Regions from separate parts of the Mus musculus genome. Here region 2 is linked to region 1. A link is a loop called in an ENCODE intact Hi-C map of the cell type or tissue named here. Cell type or tissue: left cerebral cortex. All regions are shown on one strand.

Region 1 (8,000 bases):
TTTTTTTTTTTTTTTTTTTTTTTGAATAGCACGCTCAAAACTGTGGTTAATAGTTACACAAGGCTCAGAGCTACTTGGGTCAAATAAATTTATGAAATGCTTCTTATCTTATTCATCTCTTAGCTAGATGGCACATGGGTATATTAATATTAAGCCTGGCTGAGAAGCCTGTTCAACAACATTTACTCAAGTATTTCTCAAAGACAGGTGGGTACGCCATTGAAAGCACTGTAGTGTAGTGTGTTTATTTGCCTTGTGACAATCTCTTTCTCAGGAACAGGGCTTGGGAAGCACCTTGTCCTAACTTGAAAGGTGACCTGGTTCTATCAGGTCAGGGACACCCAGGTCCCTGAGTTTGTAACGTACCACAGCCATTTAACTCCAAAGCAGTTGTATGTTTTAACAGTTTGTTTGATTCTAATAAATTGCCAAGAAAATTGTCTGGTTAAACAAAGGTCGTATACAGAGGAGGCTAACCAGGGGGAATTGCTTTCTCGGTGGTAATAGTCTCAGCACTAAATGTTCTCTGTTCTCAATTGTCCAGTCTATGAGGGGCAGGGAGCCATACTTTTAGCCAGAACTATTTTAGCCCCAGAAAGCAGATGAGGCACACTAGCCTTCCTTCCCTTCCTTCCCTTCCTCCCTCCCACATGTGTGCATGTGTGCATGTGTGTATGTGTGCATGTGTGTATGTGTGCAACAAGTGGGAGTCAAAAACAAGTTTCTGTGCACCTTCCACTGTTTTGTATGAGGCAGAGTCTCTCATTGACCTGGAACCTCACCGAGTGGGCTAGGCTTGCTCTATGAGGAGTACCAGGGATGCTCTTGTCTCCCCTCCCGTCTTACCATCACTGGAGTTACAAGCATCCACTACACCAGCTTTCTACATGGGTTCTGACGGTGGGACTCAGTCCTCATGCTTGTGAGCCAAGCACTTCGCTGAGTTATAGCTTCCCGCCCACACCCTCTCTTGTTTCTCCATTTAAAATTATCTAGGAATAGCAATTTAAGTTTAAGAGACTAGCTTCCTTTAAGTTTTAATTGAAGGCCACCAAGATTAAAGACAGCAACTGCGATAGACTTGTGTGGTTGGTGTTCAGATGGTAAAAGTCTCAAGACACTGTCAATAACAAAATAAAACATTAGGGCTGAAATAGGGAATCACTGTCACAAGACTGCCAGGCAGCAGGTACAACCAGATTTCCATCAGTGCGAGGGGCCTCCTGGAACCAGCTGACAGCTGACGGCTTTGCAGATGCCAAACATTTTATCAGTGAGGGATTTAGTTATGGCCCTGCGTCTGGCGCCTGGTACCTTGCCAGGCCAGGAGAACATTATCATCAGATGTCCTGAGTCCCAGGCAGTAGCCCTGTGCTAGGGAAGGCGAATGGAGGACTTGTGAGTGTGGTGAGCTGCCAGAGCCACCGCAGAACAAACCTATAGGCAGGAAGAGGGACAACTGGGATCTTGAGTTGATCAAACATGTTATTAACTAATGTGTCTCAATTAAATCATTTTTCTCCAGTGAGTGAATGCTGGACTTTACATTAAATTACTATCTCAGAATGGGTGCTGGTGGTTGGTTCCCTGTTGGAGGAATTCAGTACCTTTTCTCCCAATCCAACTCCTCTCTCCTAGGCCATCCATGTATCTGATGCTGATGCTGAGGGCATTTGCCTTAAGTGTCCTTTCCCATGTTGAGTCTCCATAACTTATCCAATATGCAAAACACCCAGGTGTTCAGAAGTAGCTGGATTATCAAAGTCAGTCTCAGGCTAAGGGTGTGGCAGGGTGGTGGGGGTGGGAATGCCTTTCCACATAAAGTCATTGCTTTCGCCAGCATGCACCTGAGAGAAAATGGTTCAAAGCCTATCCCATCCCAGTGCTTTATCAGAGAACAGTTCCCAGAGCCAAGATGAGCAGCTGATAATGAAAAAAAAGTCCCTAGAGTTGTATAGTGTCTTTTTTATCCCGGTATTAAAAATAATTGCAATAAAAACCCATCTGGTTAAGATGGCAATTCATTTAGGGAAAGGTGGGGAAAGTGGGGTGGAGGGTGGGGAGGATATCATCCTTTTCTCTCCACGTCTCCTCTCAGAGCTATTGTGAAATGACAGTGACTAAAAATCTGGATTCTGGATTGTGCAAATTGAGCCAAATCCTAGGAACATTCTTGGCATGCTTTCTCTGTGCCTTTCTCAGTGATGGTCAGGCGTCTTCGGAAGCTGTGGTGTCAGGGAGTCTGGGAGGCTCTTTACAAGTGGTCCTTTGGGCTGTGGGAACTCTGGGAGGAGAGCTCCGTAGGTGCGGAAGGTGCTAGAACCACACAGGAAACTCACCGTTCTTCCTGGGCCAGCAGCACACCCACGGCACACACCCCTCCCTGACTTAACTCAGCCCACAAACTCCTGGGAAGAGAGCCAGGCCCAGCCTAGCTTCTGAGGAGTGGACTCAGTCCTTCCTTCTGTGCGCCAAGGGAAGCAAGGCCAGAGGCTGGTACAGGTTAATGCCAGAAATGACAGCGGTAGTGGACCCCCGCCACATCTCTGAAGACTGCAAAGGTTTGAGTGTCATTTTGTGAACTTGGCGTCTGTGTCTAGCGGGGGACTGTCTTTAGTGAAAAGGAGGGACAGAAGGCTCTTTCTGTCAGTAAAGCCATGGTATGCTTATTTTTTTTTTTATGTTAACATAGAAATCTATGTATTCCAGAAACACATACTTACATAAAGTGCCTATCCCACATGTCAGCATATCTGTAAGTAGTAATAAACTGGGATGTTAGACTAGTCAGGGCTGTTCTGTACGGAAGCACAGGAGGTGGGCAGGCCAACCCGTTGGGTACTTTAAGGGCATCTTCAGTGATGGTGGCCAAACACTTGTGATTGTGTTTCTGAGAGCTTTGTTTCCGTTTGGATGCTGTCCCGGGGATACTTTCTCTGCAGTCTTGTTTTAGGGGGACTTCCTTCCTCAGTGGGGCTGGGTTACCTTGGTTTCTGGAGTGCAGGCAGTAAGTAAGGGATGCCGCAGAAGGCAGATGGGCTCTGTGCCTTCCCCTTCAATGCTGGCTCTCTGAGTTGCAGCACCTCAGATCAGCTCCGCCTGGCTCAGCTTTGTCATCATCCTGGGCACTTGGAGGACTGGGGCACCCGGTCTGCTTCACATGAGGGCACTTGTCAGGAGGCATGACGGCATTCAGGGCTGGCACACGGTAGATGATGAATAATTCATCTGTCTTCTCCTGCTTGCAACTTTTTCCAGTAAAAGTAATTCTCAGAGCTCGGGCCTTCACAACCTGGAAATATGATCCTGCATTGGCTATTGATCTACCTTAGACAGTAACCGGAAGATAAATGTTGACAAACAAAGGAATAGTAAGTTTTAAAGTTGACAGTAGCCCTAGCTGGGCGGGGCGGTAAGCCAGAGTCAGTCTCAGTGTTTCCCTCCCCTGCCCCACCGGCACTGAAGGATAGGATGACAGGAATTTTACAGAAGATTCTTAGGTACCCTCTTGACCTCCTTGAGGGCTGAAACTAAAAGTTAATAAAAATGCTATATATGGCATAATCATTAAGATGTATTAATGTGTTTTCTGGTTAAGAAAAAAACTACAATTTATGATTTTCCTAACTGAAAGAGGTCATAGCGATAAAATTACAGTGTCTCAGGGTCTTTATACATCTATTTGAATACATTCATGATATGATATATAAGATATGATAATGCAGATATGTTATTTTGAAGTAAGTTCAAGGTCTTTTTTTTTAATTGTTTGTACTACACAAAGAATGCATTTTCATCTTGTTTTCCAGGAACATTAGGGTAAATTACAGAAAAAGTCTTACATGACAGAAGAGATTAAGAGATTCTAAGCCAGTAGAATAAAGCTGTAAGTGGGTGCTATTTCTAGAGGCTAAGCCCGGAAAGAAAATCTTTTTTTTCCCCTTAGCTTTAATTGACTCCCTTTCTGTTCCACGGCATATTTTGAAGGTATCTGGCGTCCCCGCTTGCTGCCAGCTGGAATCTGAAGAAAGTATCTCTAGAACTCACTCAGCTAACTTGAATCTCAGTCATAATTAGATTGGAATTTGGCAAATTCTTTCAAGACTTAAAATCAGACACACTTCATGTTTGGAACAAGAAAGGGTCTCATTGCTCTGTATTTAAAAAAAAAAAATACAGTGCTCGATTCAGGGCGCATTGGCAATACATTTGCTATTGTTTTGAGTCTTTCTAACCTGTCCAGGCTTGCCTTAAATTTGCTTTGTAGCCCACACTGGCCTTGAACTCTTGGCTGTCGGCTGCATCTGCCTCCTGAGTGCTGGGATCACAGCATGTATTACTATACCGGGCCATAGCAATATATTTTTTGCTGAAGTTGGTATTTTTATAAAGGGATACATTGAATGGACGGGAGTCTGACCATAATTAAACATTATTTCTAGTCTCATTAGTTGGTTCCTGGATGTTTTCAGACAAACCTGGTTATCTATCCCCTTCCCTTCTAGAGTAGATTCCCCCGTCCCTTCTCCTAGGTAGAGGCAAGATTTTGATGCAGTCATTTGTTCTCCTCAGATATAAAAGAAATGCATGAGCTAGCATTTGCATATGATTAATAGTAATTTAGGCGTCTGAGATATGCAGCCCTCTATTTTATATTTAAATATGACTGCTGACACCTAGGTCTCCGTCATTTGCATACACACTTTAAAGGCGGCGATGAAAGCTAGGATAATCATCAGAAGACTGTGTCTAACAAGCCTTCCCGCTATGTCACTCATTCCCTCCCACAAAGCGGAAGAGCGTGTCTGTATGCCTCTTGGGTTTCCTGGGAGAAGATGGAGATTGGTTAGATGATGGGTTCTCGCGCTTAAAGAGGCATTCGCAGCTCCTTCGGCAAATGAGCTCTTCCAACATCCACAAATGTGGGCCAATCAGAGCGTGACATTGCCAGGAACGTGCGGGAGGAGTGAGGACCAATAGCAGCCAGGAGCGTAGGGCTCCCAGGTCCCAGAAAACAGCAATGGCAGGGCGTTGAGAACTTCTCCCCAAGTCTCACCTCCCCCACCGTGACAGCCACTCTCTTCTCTGGCTTATGACTACACCAAGCTGCCTCAAATCTGATGGACAGTATGAGCCTAGCATTTCCTTTTCTTACAGCGCCGTTCAGGGACTGCATGCTGACTTGATAGAAGCAATCTTCTAGGAGTTGTGGGACGCATGGTCTTGGTCAGCATGGTAGCGGAGTGACAAGCACCTCTTTATTGACTATTTCAAAGTGGCTTAAGGGGTCAGCCTCTGTTTTCATATAAAAGATTATGCTGCCTACGTGACTGTGCAAGTACACTATTAATTCACACAGGTCTCTCCCTTTCAAGGTTCTTGGCTTCACCCGTGAGTTTATTGTTTTTAACTTTCGAGTTACTCTCACCATGATAGTCTCTACTTGGTAGCATCAACACTGGCTTCTCCCCATGTGTCATCTAGTCCTCCCTTGATTGTTTATGAGCATTCTGTCTGTGGCATTTAACTCACCAAGTGCCTCTCCATGGGTGGCAGGTGGTGTGCCAGGTGTCATTCAGAAAGGTGACTCTCTGTCTTTATGATCTCAGAAGACCCACTTATGTGCCAAAGTTGTGCCTGGCAGTCATCCAACAGGAGGCAGTTATCCCCTGGTGGGGGCGGGAAGGACAGAAGGATTGACACAAGGCTTGAAGGGCATGCCATCATCCACAACATGTAGGGTGGTCACTAGAGATGCTGGAGGGCTTTTCTGGTATTCCAGTGGCCCTGTTGGTTACCAGGGCCAGGTCTGACTGTGAGCCTCCCTGACCTCACAACAGCCTCTTGTCCTCGGGAGCCACCACTGCCTCTTCACACAGGGTCACAGAGGCTGAAGACTTACTCTCTCCTTGTTAATGGGACAGCTCTTTGATGAACTTCAAAGTTATTTTTTTTCTGATATAAATGTACACTATAGAGTTAAAGCAGAAGAGAACAGATCGTTGGACAGAGGGCCATGGTTAAGTCCTTGGCCTCCAGAGGCAGAGAGTTGGGTCAAATCATAGCTCTGACACCTCTTTTCGTGTAACCTTGGGTGAGCTTCTTAACTCCAACAGCATTTTTATTTTTTGGTGGTGTGTATATGTGCTGCATGCATATATAGATATGGGCATGTCTGTGAACATGAGTTAGAGGTCATGGGTCACACTGGGTGTTTTCCTTGATTGCTTTTTTACCTGGCTTGTTTGGAACGGTGTGCTCGCAGAACCTGGAGCTCACTGACTGGCTAGGCTGACTGCTCAGTGGACTCCAGGGTTCCATCTGTCTTTGCCTCCAACTCCCAGAGCTGAGGTTGCCAATGCCTGCCTCAGCACCCAGCTTTACTTCCTCCTCTTCTTCTTCTTCTTCTTCTTCTTCTTCTTCTTCTTCTTCTTCTTCTTCTTCTTCTTCTTCTTCTTCTTCTTCTTCTCTTCCTCTCCTCCTCCTCCTCTTCTCCTCCTCCTCCTCCTCCTCCTTCTTCTTCTTTTTGTTTTTTGTTTTTGTTTTTCAAGACCGGGTTTCTCTGTAGCCTTGGCTGTCCTGGAACTCACTTTGTAGACCAGGCTGGCCTCGAACTCAGAAATCCACCTGCCTCTGCCTCCCAAGTGCTGGGATTAAAGGCGTGCACCACCATGCCTGGCCCAGCTTTGCTTCTTAATGTGGATTAGAACATGGATCTTCACGCTTACATGGCAAACATTTTACTGACGAGCCATCTCCCTGGTGACATTTCCTAATTTTTCCTTCTCTGGGAGGATGGGATGGGTGTTGTCTTAGTCAGCATTTCTATCGCTGTGACAAAATGCCACAGACAACATCAGCTTAGGGAGGAAGGGTTCTATCTCAGCTTATAGACATCATCATCCAGGGAAGTCAGGGTAGGAGCTCAAGGCAGGAGCCTGGAGGCAGGAGATGATGTGGGCTACGGAGGAGTGCTGCTTTACTGGCTTGCTCCCCATGGCTTGCTCAGCCTCCTTATACCATTTTGGATGCTTCCTTTATACCATTTTGGACTACCTGCCCAGGAGTGGCACTGCCCTCTCCCCACCCCCATGAGCTGGGCCCTCCACCAATCAATTATCAATCAAGAGAGTGAGTGCACCATGGGCCAGTCTGTGCTGGCATTTTCTCAGCTGAGGTTCCCTCTTCCCAGATGATTTGGATCAAGTCTACAAAAAAGAAACCTAACCAGTACAGGGTTGAAGGCTGTCCCATGTAGCCCAGGTTAACCCTGAACCTCCTAAGTCACTGAGGATAACCTTGGACTTCAAATTCTCTTCCTCCCTCCACTTCCAATGGGTTGGGAATACAGCCATGCGGTACCACACCCAGCCTGAGCTTTTAATTCCTGCAAATCAAAATTCCTATATCTGTAAAATAGGGGTAACACAACTACCTGTTTTATAGGAGTGAGTGTGAAAGTTAAATGAGAACATCTATAAAACTCACGCCCCACCCAGGATAATGAACAGGTTTCACAGTTTGAAATTACAGTTCTATCTGGACATTCCTTCCAATTAATAATATTGTTGGCTAATCCTTTGGAATCCTGCATGGTTTGGGTTATTTCTACTTTTAGGAGGGTCTGTTTATATTTTCATAGATTCTAGTTTGGATAGTTTCTACTTCCAGGTATTATTTGTTTAATATGAACTGTATAAGGAAAGACTTTGATTGTAAAAACATAATGTGTGAGAGGCTAAAACTGCCCTTGACAGACATCCAAACCCAAGGGGTAACTCCGGCCCCCGCCCGGCTTTATTTATGTTTTATGTCACCACAGCCATGCATAGTTTTACATTTACAAATCAAATAGCAGCTTCTATAAGCTGGGACACCAGGTTGTAGACCAGGTTGGCCTCTGCCTCCTGTGCTGGGATTAAAGGTGAGCGCCTGGCAGGAGTGATGTTTCTTAATGAGGCTTTGTGCTTTGTCCTTATTCTTCAAGGTTGAATGAGTTG
Region 2 (8,000 bases), 76 kb after region 1:
ATGATAAAGAGTAGAACTGGGATGGAAACTGAAGCAGGAGCAGGTGAGTGAGAGGCACATTCTCTCAGTCTCGGTCTATCGAGAGCTTAGGGGTCCGTGGATGTGGCTAAGGAGGAGACAAGAGATACCCGTAAGGCATACGCCATAACCCTCCAGCACCAGAAAGATGTGTGTCAGTGTGGGCAGGAGGCAGCTGCCTTGTTAAAGGCAGTAAGCATAGAAGACAGAGGTGGGGCCAAGGTTGATAAAGGCATCCATTTTGACATAGAGTTTCTAATAGGAATGAAGGAAGCCATAATGTTGTTCTTATCTTTTACAAAACAGTGTCTTGGGGCCTGTAAGGCAGCCCAATGTGTAAGGGCACTTGTCCTGAAGCATGAGAACCTGAGTTAGATTCTCAGGACTCTCGTGGTAGAAGGAGAGAACCAACTCCTGAAAGATGTACTCTGATCTCCACAAAACACACACACACATACACATAGACACAGACACACAGACACACACAGATACACAGATGCACACACAGACACAGACATACACATACAGACACATACAGATGCACATATGGACATACACACAGACACATACAGACATACACACATGGACACACACACAGAGACACACATACATGGACACACATATAGAGACATACACAGACATACATGGACACACACAGATATACACAGACAGAAACATCCACATACACAGACACACACAGACACAAAGACACACAGAAGGACACAAAGACACACACAGAGAGACACACACACACATATACACTAAATAAGTGCAATAAAAATTAAGAATTAAAAGATGGCACTCTTAAGTAGCTTTCTTTTTTTTTCCCAGAAGGAACAGAGCTAGTTTTCCATGTTATTTTTAGTTATGTCTTTTGAGATTTCTGAACACTGATTGTCTGTGGAAGATGTCAGATCGTAAGAGTGCTTCTCCCGGGGTAGTATTGGCAGACATCCTCCCATAGAACTGCATTTCAGTAAGCAGTTGCCACTTGACTATGTGTTGGAGGGTGTGAAAAATGATATTTTTGATAGCTTTAAAATAATCTTCTGCTCCTTTTCTCTACAATGTCCAATCTATCAGAAGAGTCTGTTTCATCAAACATTCCTTCTGAGAGGCTGGAAAGGTGGCTCAGTGAATAGGAATGCTTGCTCCATCAACGTGAGGGCCTGAGTTCAGATCCTACCACCCACAGGAAACACTAGACGTGGCCGTGTGCAGTTGTAGCTGTGGAGGCTGTCTGGGCTAGAGCATCCTCAGGGGTAGCAGAGGCAGTGGGGTGCAGGGTGGGCTACGTGCTGGGGAAGGACCAGAGCATTAGATGCCGAGCAGAGCCAGAGTGTCACTGAGGAGCTCAGTGGGAGATGGGATAGACTCTGAGAACCACTTCTCCTTGCCGGTACAGATGACATGAATCTGTGTCTGTAGGATCTGTTCATGGACATGCATGGGACTTTCTCTGCAGCTTCCTCTTGGCGCATGGGATTTTAAAGGAGGCAGCTCATTCTGGGGGCCAGGAAAGGGGAAGGGACAGGGGAGAGAGACCTTATGACATCTACCTACTACCCAAAATCCAAAAGTGTGAGATTTAACTCCTGGTCATTTTAAGCATAGATAGCTTCTCCTTCTCCCCATCATCCCTCCCCTCTTCCTTCTCCTCCTCCCCTTTCTCCCTCTCCCTCTTCTTCTCCCCTCCCTTCCCCCTCCCCACTACCTCTCCCCTTCTCTTCCCCTCCCCCTCCTCCCCTCCCCCTTTTTCCCTCTCCCTCTCCCCATCACCCTTCCCTACCCACCTCCCCCTTCCTCTCCCTCCTCCACCCTCCCCCTTTCTTCCTTTTTCTCCTCTCCTCCCCTTCCCTCTCTCCCTCTCTTTCTCCTCTCCTTCCCTCTCTCCCTCTCTATCTCCCCTCTCCCTTCCTCTCTCCCTTCCTCCTTCAGTCCCTTCCCTTTAGTGTTTGGTATCATAACAAAGGGCTGCTTTGAAGCAAGCACCCTGCAGTTGAGCGTATTCCCACTTCATCCATTATACTTCCTGTGCTCATTTTTAACCTTAAAGCCCTGTGTTCAGGTAATCGATCTATGCAATGGTAAAAGATTTTCATACTTGTTTTTATATTCTGGGTGACATCCTTGTTTCTTGAGCTGCTTGTAATCAATTTTATTTGTATATGAAATTCTGCAACCAATTCAAAAATACTATGTTGTCAATGCTTTTATTAGTAAACAGAGGTTCCAAGAGCTTCCTTTCTAACAAGACTCTTACCATATATTCAAACTCTGAATTAACTCGAATCCCCCAAAAGCATTGCTCTGGGACCCATTTTCGACCTGGTTGACCTTGTAAGTATCATCTCACCCAGAAGTGATCATTGATTTCGATGTGCATTTAGAAGTCAATGAGGAGCGATTACAGTCCATTTTTGAGGCTTACCGTTTGAGTCCAAGCGTTTTTTTCGCAGAAGTTATTTCTGGCAGAAGCTGCCCCCGCACGTCATTGTTGGTGAGTGCTGTTCAGCTATTTTGAGCTCTGAGCTACAGCAGTAGCCCTTGTGAGCTACCTTTTGTGGTTGCTTCAAGCTCGCCGCTCTGCATTTCAGTCCAGAAATGGATTGAGTCAGTCTGACACCGATTGAACTCTGAGTGCTTAGGAAGACTGAAGGCCACCGTTACCATCGTGATAAAAATCTGTGAGGAAAAGAAGAAGAGAGAAAAGTTTAAAAGAAATCACGGGGGAGGGGGATGGGAAGATGTCCCTGAGACTAAGAGCTTGCTTGTAGGAGGAGCACAAGGGTCTAAGTTTGAACCCTCAGCACCTACGCGACCCTGCACACCTGTGACCCCAGCACCAGGGGCGCAGAGACAGGAGCATCGTAGAGGGTGCCAACTGCCAGCCTAGTTAAAGGCTCGGCAAGAGACCCTGCCTTGAAAGAGTAAGACGGAGAGCCACGGGGCAAGACACCGATGTCCTCTGGTCTCTGACATATGTGCTCATGTGTACACGCTGTGGGCATGTGCACCCCATAGTCACACACACATTTGGTATTCACAATGATAATCCAAGAGTTGTGTGTGCATGTGTGTGTACAGAGGGTGGGGAAGTGTCCTGTTCCCTGGCTCCGTCACATCTGAGTCTCCACCTCAGAACAGTCATGCATGGCGCCAGGAAGCACAGCATCAGAACAGGCTCTGACCTTGATGTGGGGAAAGTCGCGTCTCCAGAGCACAAAGCCTGCTTGCTCATAAAGGAAAGGGGGCAGCCCTGGCTGCACACCCCTGCTCCATGCAGACAAGCTTGTAAAGGGAAGAGTAACCCAGGCCGGATGCCCTGCTCCAGGTGGAAAAGCTCAGAAAGGCCCCTCATGCCTGTGGGTTCTTTTTTCTGCAGTACTGGGTATTGGTCCTAAGGCCTCACCTATCCTAGACAAGGGTTCTACCACTGAACTGGTTCCTCAGATCTTGCATCCTGTGACAGGCAGACTGCCAGCAGGGTACCAGACAGCCAGTGCCTTCCCCAGGAAGTAAAGAGAGGAGCTGCCAAAGGCTGCTGGTCCCCCATCATGTTTCCTGGGTCTTCTCTTACTGCTGAGAACTGACCAGAGCCGCTTGGAATCCACAGCCTGAGAAGGGATGGTCCCTAGCTGCAGATGGAGAAAGGGTCTCCACCTGATAGCCCTGGACCCCCCCTTGAGGCAGGTGTAAGTCTGACCCTTTGAGCATCGCCTGCCCGGCAGGTGGACCATCTCAGGGATGGATTTGTTGGGGCATCGAAAGGACCTGCTGCATTGCGAAGGCCTAAGATGCTTCCGCAGCCCAGCTCCCGCCACTGAAGCTAGGCTCTGCTCTCCCCACCCCCTCCTTGATCCAACGCCTCCACACTCTGTTCCCCTCCTGTTCCATGGTATTTTTATAGCCCAAGCAGCGCTTGTTCAGTTGTTATTTTAAGACTTAAGCTTTTTTAAAAATGTACTTGTTACTAATTTCACAACTTTTGTATAAAAATTTCTTGGATGTCCCCCACTTAACCAGTAGATTTTACTCGGTGGTTTGTAGAGTGGACTCGAGAGCGTATCATAACAAGGTGCAGGGCTGTGTGTAGCCAGACCTCAGTGATGGGAAGCAAGGCAGGAATCAGCAGGACTCGGGGTGAAGAATGCTTTAATAATTGATCCTGAGAAGGAAGGCAGTGAGCATCTGCGCTAGCAGCCTGGGATTTTAATGAGCAAAATCTGTGATTTTCCTAGGAAATATGTTAAAGTTAGGAAAATGTGCATATTTCCATTTGAATTCAACCTTGACGTGTATTTATTTTATGATCATGTAGATGTAAGACATTTTTGCTTCGCGCTATCATTGAAAGGTACTAAAGCTCCTTTAAAAACAAAATACTTAGGGGGCTGGAGAGATGGCTCAGAGGTTAAGAGCACGGACTCCTCTTCCAGGGGTCCTAAGTTCAATTCTTAGGAACCACATGGTGGCTCATAACCATCTATAGTGGGATCTGGTGTCCTCTTCTGACTCTATCATGGGATCTGGTGCCCTCTTCTGACTCTATCATGGGATCTGGTGCCCTCTTCTGACTCTATCATGGGATCTGGTGCCCTCTTCTGGCATGCAGGTATACATGCAGGCAGAACTCTATACATAATAAATAAATCTTTAAAACAAAACAAAGTTTTTTTTTTGTTTTTTTGTTTTTTTGTTTTTTTTAATTAAGGTCTGATGAGATGAATCAGCGGTGAAAGGCACCTGCGGTTTGAGCTTCTCGTATCTGGTGGAAGGAGAGAATCAGCTCTCCCAAGCCGCCGACCACTATGCTGTGGTGTGTGCATACAGACGCACATAAAATAAATACATCTATATTAATGGGGTTGGAGGATGGCCCAACAGTTAAGAGCATTTGATGCTCATCCAGAGGATCCCTGTTCATGTCAGCATGAGGTTCACAAGTGCCTGTGACTCCAGACCCAGAGGACCAGATTCCCTATTCTGGCCTCTGTGTGTACCCATACACTTTGGCATGTGCATGAGCATGCAAACACACACACACACACATTTGGCACGCATGCACACACATGCTTATGCACACAAAAAGATTTTTAAATAATAAAGTAATTAGAATATTTTGACATTCTTCTGGAATTTGTTTAATATTCACCTTCAGATACATTGGGTAAACAGAGCTGAGTCAGAGTCGGAGTGTAGTGTCTATGACTGTCCTACAAACACGAGACAAGTGTGTCAAGGACATGTACTGTTCATGAGGGAGGGGTCCTGGGGCATGGTGATGCTGTTTGCAGAAAAACTGAAGGCATAGGTCTATAGGCCTTCCAAAGAGACTGTCAAAGATGGCTGGCTGCAGGGCAGGGACAGATGAGCAGGCTGCAGCAGGGTAATAAGCCAAGTGTTAGTTGTCTTAATGGCCCCTGAATGGATCAGGTCCCAGAATTCAAAGTCTGGGCCTTCAGTCAATGGTAAGAACTTGTCAAGCCACATCCGGTTCCTGGGTAATGAGCTGCTACCTCAAGCCCCAGGTTGACTGAGAGAATGTGATTTCTTCCTTCTTCTTTATGATTAAGTTTTGGATAATTTTTTTAAAAGATCCATTTATTTCTACTTTATGTGTATGAGTATTTGCTTGTGTGTGTGTATATGCACCACATGGTTGCAGCACCTAGGGACACCAGAAGAAGGCATCCGATCCCCTGGAATGGGGGTTACAGGTGATGTGAGTCCTCGAGTAGAGACCAGGAGCAGAACCTGGAGCCTTTGAAGGAGCAATAAGTGCTTTAGTCACGGAGCCATCTCTTCATTCTTGACCCCAGCTTCTTCTAATTTTTTAATTATTTTATTTGATTACTTATATGCAGGTGTTTTGCTTGCAGAATCCAGAGAGCGTATTGGATCTCCTGGAACTGTAGTTACAGATGCTTGTGGGGTACCCTGTGGGTGCTGGGAATGGAACTTGGGTCCTGTAGTGGGGAAGCCAGTGCTCTTAATAGCTAAGCCATCTCTATAGCTGCCCCACCCCAATCTCTTAATATGTTATTATCACTACAGGTGAGCTTCCAATGGCATGTGGGTATTTTGAGCAATTGGGTTCACTGAGCTAGAAGACAGAAGTGGGGTGTCCAAAGAACTGGAGGGATTCAGGGAAAGGAGGTTTTGCTTCATGGGCACTGAGTTTCAGCTTTTTAAGAAGACAGTAGTCCTGTGGATAGATGATGTGTGGAAACCACAAGCTTGTGAACACACATGAGCAACTGTCCACCTGAAAATTACTAACATGGTGAGTCAAGCATTTTAGGTATGACATGGTGAATCAAGCATTCTAGGTATAACATGGTGAATCAAGCATTCTAGGTATGACATGGTGAATCAAGTGTTCTAGGTATGTTCTCACCACTAAAAGGAGTGTTTCTAATGAGCTGACCGACAGGCATTTGAAAGTTGATTGTGCCTACCTTCCCAAGAGAGCCAACTTTGTAGCTCTGTTTTGTGAGCTCACTCTTGTTGTTTGTAGAGGTCTCTAAAAATTGACTCCTTAAGGTTCTTGACTCTGTAATCTTTGTTCTTGATTAATGGTAAATCACCCACGATGCTTGATCTAACCCACTGCAGTACCAGCTCCACTTAATGTTAAATCACCCACAATGATTGTCTAACCCACCGCAGTACCAGCTCCTTTCTAATGGGAACTCAGACTGTCCCAAGTGAATTCTTTTCCTGACAATACAAACACTGTTTTAATAAAATTGCTTCCAGGCAGAAGGGCAATGTTGACACTTGGTTTGAGAAATCATGACAAGAAGGCCCACGGAGGAGCGGATCCTGAGGGTGTTCATGGGGAGCTAGCCTGGGCTTTGGGGTTGCTTGAAAATGTGGGTGTCAGATGAGAAAGTGGATACAGCTAGAGGTTTACTAACACAGGGAACAGACTCATCTCTCAGAAGCCTTTTAGGGGTAGTGGTACCACAGAGCTAAAAGGATAGAGCCACTGGAAGAGTCCGAGTTTGAGGCCGGCACTCTGTTCCCTGCTCAGTTACAACCACAGTATAAAGCTTGCAAGACACACACTATAGACAGAGATCACTCACTGATAATCCTTTGCTCAAGGATAGAAGTTGATAGGTGAGGTCTGTTCCCAGGAAGGCCTTATATTATATAGGGAAGGAAATGGTGTCTGTGGGAGTTCCCTATGTTTAGGGTTCTGAAGGAGGAGCCTCCAATTACGTCTTACATCACCATATTACATCACCATCACTGCCATTCTGGTCTTAGGTGACGTCATGATGTTTGAAGTAGCACCTAGGTCCAGCTGCAAGGAGTTTTTTCCTCTCATTCATCGCCTGGTGCGTGTGCCACAGATTCCTGTCCAGTTAAACATTGTTTATCTTAGTATCTAAGCCGCCATACATAAAACTATAGTTGTCGGATAACGTGGCTTGGCTTTGAATTTCTGAGAAAAGCCAAATCGGATCACAACACAGCACAGTTTGTCACCTCTCAACTGCGTTGCCAAATCATGTCGTAGGGCTATGCTAGGTTCGTGAAATTACGGTTTAATTAAAGAGAGCAAGTGTGAATCCCACAAAACCACTTTTGGACAAAGAAGCCCCACACAGAGGCACCCAAGAGAGGAAGCAGCAAGCAGAAAGGACTTCTAGAGGGTTTTGCCTTCCCTTTGAAGGGATCCTGTGGTCTGCATTAGCATGAAGCTCACCTTGGTCTTGTCATGGGGAAATCTGTGCTTTTTAGTCCCAGTCCTGGTGACTGGATGAGCGTTAAGGGGATGGTGGGTCTAAGTCCACCGTTTGCCCCTTCTCAGAGCTACGAGAAGTAAGTTTGAAGGAATCAATGAGTCATGCAAACTGGTGACGACTCCGGGAGTGGAACTGGTGGGAACTTGCCAAGTGTGAGGCAGGATTCTGCTTAATTACACTGTACGGTTCTATGTATTATATTAGACTCTGAGATTAATAGAC

What was found. Hi-C counts contacts between places; a loop is a spot of excess contacts. Peaks named below come from ENCODE experiments on the same cell type or tissue, not always from the same donor. Only the 100,000 strongest peaks of a DNase experiment are listed, where the experiment ranks them.
Region 2: it touches region 1 in a loop (4-fold over the local background); 6 of 42 quality-filtered maps call a loop at or near these places.

What each region holds. Positions count from the first base shown.
Region 1 is chr19:57,233,738-57,241,737 of GRCm38, reverse strand. It overlaps a transcript of Ablim1 not described here. Among named protein-coding and RNA genes, the nearest start is that of Ablim1, 22 kb to the right of the region's middle. In left cerebral cortex, no CTCF peak of the experiment used is centred here; DNase peaks (open chromatin) are centred at 3,061, 3,991, 4,256, 4,930 and 3 more places; H3K4me3 peaks cover 2,619 bases; H3K27ac peaks cover 3,167 bases.
Region 2 is chr19:57,158,054-57,166,053 of GRCm38, reverse strand. The region is part of intron 2 of Ablim1 (actin-binding LIM protein 1); the gene reads left to right. Among named protein-coding and RNA genes, the nearest start is that of Ablim1, 54 kb to the left of the region's middle. In left cerebral cortex, a CTCF peak has its summit at 4,619 (motif pointing left); DNase peaks (open chromatin) are centred at 3,586, 3,920, 4,561, 7,817 and 3 more places; H3K27ac peaks cover 3,235 bases.